2 separate regions of the Homo sapiens genome follow, and region 2 is linked to region 1. Evidence: chromatin loops called from intact Hi-C (ENCODE). Cell type or tissue: endothelial cell of umbilical vein. All regions are shown on one strand.

Region 1 (2,500 bases):
TCATGGCAGAAGGTAAAGAGGAAGCAAGCACATCTTCACATGGCAATAGGAGAGAGAGAGAGTGAAGAGGGAAGTGCCACACACTTTTAAACCATTAGATCTTGTGAGAACTCACTATCACAAGAATAGCAAGGGGGAATATGATACAATCACCTCCCACCAGGTTCCTCCTCTAACATTGGGAATAAAATTCAGCATGAGATTTGGGTGGGGACACAGAGCCAAACCATATCAGGATGATTCATCTTAGAAATAAGGCATTTCACATGCAATTAACAGGCAACTCAAGAACATTGTTTAAGCCTATTAATATTATGAAGAGTGAGAAAAAATGGTACATTCAGGCATGGGTGGAGAAGTAAAGGACAGATAAGTGTGGGATGAAGGAAAACAAAAGACAGAAAGGTCAAAGTTGGCCTTGTCCATTCAAGCTGTCTCCCAAGAGGGGGAAAGACCCACATCTTCAATAGCTTGATGCATTGACTCCTAGAGACAGGCATGTTCCTACTGTGGAAATGAATGAACTGAAAGTCAGGTAATCCCAGTCTTGCAATTAACAATGTTGCCAGGCTCACAAAGTGGACTTCTGCTGTCATATGTATTTCCACATTGTACTCATATCCAGAGAGACTGGGCTGGCTATAGAAACACATGAGGATCTTGGATACTTGCATAGATTGATGTAGATGAATATGTTGGCTTTCTTGTTTACTCCTCAATCTCTATTGACTTTAAATTCCCAAGAGATGAATCCACCCATGGATGCTGACCACATCAAATATCAGAGCCTACAAAAGGAAGGACTTAGCCTTGTCTCAGGGAGAATAAGCCTGGAAGCCCTCCTGGTGACACTTCTAACTTAACCACACCTTCTTTTAAACTCCTTTAGATCTAATCAGGGCAATTATTTATATACGGAGTATTGAACTACATTTCCTTCAGCTATGTCAATGCTTAATTTTGACCTATTTTTCTTATCTAGGCTCTTGCTCTGCCTTCTCCTCCCAATTCCTGTTTTTCATTTCAAAGGCTACTTATGAGTCTACTCATTGTTGAAACAATCTTGAGAAAGTGAAATGTGACTTATCACCCACTGGCCATACTTGACGTATGCTATAGTCTTGTTTCAGATGAAATGTTTTATTACCATATTTTCTAAGAAATGAATCATTTCTGGGTGTGTTTCCAAGAAACAATCAATTTAATAATAAATATATGTGTCTTTGTGTAATGTGTAATATAAAAATATTTGTCTTAACAATAATATTTGACTTTATGGTCATGCCTTAAGCAGGGAAGAATGTGACACAGGATTTCCCACCAGATGAAGGGAAAGGATCAAAAACACGACTGCCAATGAAAAAGGTGCCTTTTGTAACAAGAAAACAACAATAATAGTATCTCTCCATATATGTATATCACTTCACATCTGTTATGTACAGGCTCTTTTACATCATCTGCAGTGTTTTCAGAAGCATAACTGCCCAGTGCAATGCTGTAGTGAAAAACAGTGTAGTAAGCCCACGGTCTCCACGGTGGGCACCTCAGAATGAAGGTGCATATCAGTCAAGGTAGATTCACTAGAGACAGCTATGTTCCTGGTGAAGAGATGAGTGGACTGAAAGTCATGTAATCCTAATCCTGCAACTAACAATGTTGCCAGGATCACAAAATGGACTTTGGCTCTCAGTATGTATTTCCATGTTGTACTCATAGCCAGAAAGACTGGCCTGGCCATGGGAGAAACATAAAAGGGTCCTGGATACTTACGTGGATTGATGTAGATGAATACATATAGATGAATATGTATATGAATATGAATATGTATATTCATATAAATATGTATATGAATATGAATATGGTATTAGGCCCTTCTTGCATTGCTATTAAAAACACTTGGGACTAGGTAATTTATATTGAAAGGAGGTTTAACTGGCTCACAGTTCTGCAGATTGTACAGGAGCATGGCGCTGGCATCTGCTGAGCTTCTGGGGAGGCCTCAGGAAGCTTATAATCATGGCAGAAAGCGAAATGGAAGCAGCATCTCACATGGTGAAAGCAGGAGCAAGAGAGAAGTAGGGGGAAGGTGTCACACTTTTAAACAACAAGATCTTGTGAGAACTCACTCACTGTCCTGAGAATAGCACCAAGCCATGAGGGATTTGCCCCCATGACCCAAACACCTCCCACCAGGCTCCACCTCCAACACTGGGGATTATATTTCAACATGAGATTTGGTGGGGACACACATCCAAACCATATCACTGCTGTAACACAAAATTTGAGTAAAGAATGTATAATGGCTTAAACACAATAGAATTTTATTTCTTGCTTGTGGAACATCCTAAAGAGTGTTTTTTGTTTGTTTGTTTTTTAGATTAGAGCTTCCTGGTGACGATTTAGGGACCTAGGCTCTTTCCGTCTTGTGGCTCTGTCATCTTTGCCATGTGGCTTCCAAAGTGGTTATGTTTGTTGCACCAGGCTGGCAGATGGGAAAAAA
Region 2 (2,500 bases), 300 kb after region 1:
TTTGTATTATTGTTTGATGGAGTTAGGAGTTGCTACTAGGCTCGGCACTTTGGGAGGCCAAGGTGGGCGGATCACTTGGGCCAGACCTGATTGGGCAACATGATGAAACCCCTTCTCTACAAAAAACACACAAAAAATTAGCCAGGCATTGTGGCACGTGCCTGTAGTCCCAGCTACTAGGGAGGCTGAGGTGAGAGGGTCACTTGAGCCTGGGAAGTTGAGGCTGCAATGAGCTATGATCATGCCACTGCACTCCAGCCTGGGCAACAGACTGAGACCCTGTCTTAAAAAAAAAAAAAAAAAATAGGAAAAAGAAGTTAGTACTAGGGGAATTGATGAGGAAGTTGTTTTTGGAGTCTAGGTTCAAGGGTTTACAGTCTGGACTGATTTTCTCACAGCTGTGGGAATAAAAGTGGTGGAACCAGAAAAGAGTTTGCCTTGATGGGAAAAGTGTAAATGTGATTCTCTCTGAAGGCTAGCAGAGTGCTGCCTGTCAGTTTTAAGACTTGCTTTGCCATCCAGAAAACTATTTTTTTTTTTTTTTGAGATGGAGTCTTGCTCTTGTCGCCTAGGCTGGAGTGCAGTGGTGCGATCTTGGCTCACTGCAACCTCCGCCTCCCTGGTTCAAGCGATTTTCCTGCCTCAGCCTCCCCAGTAGCTGGGACTATAGTTGTGTGCCACCACCACTCCCAGCTAGTTTTTTGTATTTTTAGTAGAGGCAGGGTTTCACCATGTTGGCCAGGCTGGTCTTGAACTCCTGACCTCAAGTGATCCGCCCACCTTAGCCTTCCAAAGTGTTGGAATTACAGGCATGAGCCGCTGTGCCTGGCCCAGAAAACTCTTGAATTGATCAACATGGAAAATCCTAGCAAAGACAGGCAAAAAGTAAAAATAGATTTTTAAAGTTTTTCCGGAACTTATGATTTCATTTTTTTCTATTAAAGGTTACATGCTCAGTTTCTATTTCAAGGGACTCCAATAAAATATTTTGATATCTGAAGACAAAATCAATAAAACACTCTACTATGCCAAGTTACCCATAGTCTTTTCAGGAAAAATGAATTGCATACTCAAATAAATTAAAGGGAAGTATATTTAAGATGTTCCTGTTCTTAGTTAATGTGAGTCTATGTTGACATGTGAGTTAAGCACTTAGATTGACTTTCAGCACATTTTCTTAAATCCGTCATCTGGATTCCCAGAGAAACCTGTATTCTTTGTTAGATTCTTTTATGCTTATCTAGTAAAATAAATAAAATAATGCTTTCTTTGATGTCACTGTATCAAGGATTAAATTTCCTCTAAGGAAATTATTCATATCCCTTCCACAATATGGTGAAAGCAATGAGTCACCTGCCATTGACCTTCACATGTTTATGTGTACTTATCTAAACCACACATCTGTTCTTTATTTTCCAATGAAGGGACCATATGCCCCTTGAATCACATATAAGAGCATAGTGTTCTAAAACAAACACACTGAAGTTAATTTAGGGGATAAAATGAACTTTGAAGAGGATTCACATTCAATGCTCTAGCTGTTAAAAAAAAAAAAAAAAAAAAAAAGCAGAATTTATTCCTAACCTCAAGAGTGAGATTTCGTCTCTTCTCCCTAGTACTCCAGTGAAAAAAACAGTTTAATAAACTATTTAAGAAAGCTAAAGAGTTAGTATTCAATACTAACTCTTGAATAACTCTTCAGATAACTCTTGAAATATTTTCTCAAACTTAGGATTTTAACTTTAGAAGCTAGCCAATTACAGCCTTAGAAAAATATCAGCTATAGGTTTGAAACTTACAAGTAAATAAATATTAAAAAATAGTATTTTATGTTGGAAAAACTCTACTTTTAAAAAACTACATTATTTACTTTCCTATGCTCCTTATAACAATTTATTAAGGTAGAATGGACTATTATTATCTTGCTTCTGCAAATGAGAAAACTAAGGCTCAAAGAGTTTAAACAAATAGCCTGATTTGATAATGACAACACATAAGACAGAACTTAAACCCAGGTCCTCTTCCAAATATGATGTTGAAAAACACAGTGATGGTTCAGAAAACCGAAGTGTAATCTTTTAGGTCACATGAAGATGTTTGTTCTCAACAAATACAAGGCATAATCATTGAGGCATATATCCATGATCTATCTATCTATCTATCTATCTATCTATCTATCTATCTATCTATCTATCTATCTACCTACCTACCTATCAACCATTTTCTTAGAAATTCAGGCAGAATTCAACCAAACCACAGCCAGAGTAGAAGATTTAACAAAATTTTTTAGAATTTAATGGCTGGTGTTGACAAAGAGAAAAGGTGCAGAAGAGACTTAATATAGACATATTGTACTCCAAATCCAAGTCAAATGTATCATTTTCAACTGTTCATAGAAAACATACCAAAAATCAACCATATACTAGTCAACCAGATATGACAATCAGACTAGTCAACTAGATAAATTCTATAGTAAAAAAATCTTATATGTTATATTGAA

The links. Hi-C counts contacts between places; a loop is a spot of excess contacts. Peaks named below come from ENCODE experiments on the same cell type or tissue, not always from the same donor. Only the 100,000 strongest peaks of a DNase experiment are listed, where the experiment ranks them.
Region 2: a loop joins it to region 1, with 6 times the contacts of the local background. A loop is called at or near these places in 2 of 110 quality-filtered maps.

The regions. Positions count from the first base shown.
Region 1 is chr13:76,807,839-76,810,338 of GRCh38, reverse strand. No RefSeq gene overlaps it. Among named protein-coding and RNA genes, the nearest start is that of KCTD12, 77 kb to the left of the region's middle. In endothelial cell of umbilical vein, no CTCF peak of the experiment used is centred here; a DNase peak (open chromatin) is centred at 1,208; H3K27ac peaks cover 938 bases.
Region 2 is chr13:76,511,731-76,514,230 of GRCh38, reverse strand. The region is part of intron 2 of LOC105370263 (a long non-coding RNA gene); the gene reads right to left. Among named protein-coding and RNA genes, the nearest start is that of KCTD12, 370 kb to the left of the region's middle. In endothelial cell of umbilical vein, no CTCF peak of the experiment used is centred here; a DNase peak (open chromatin) is centred at 1,250; H3K27ac peaks cover 1,767 bases.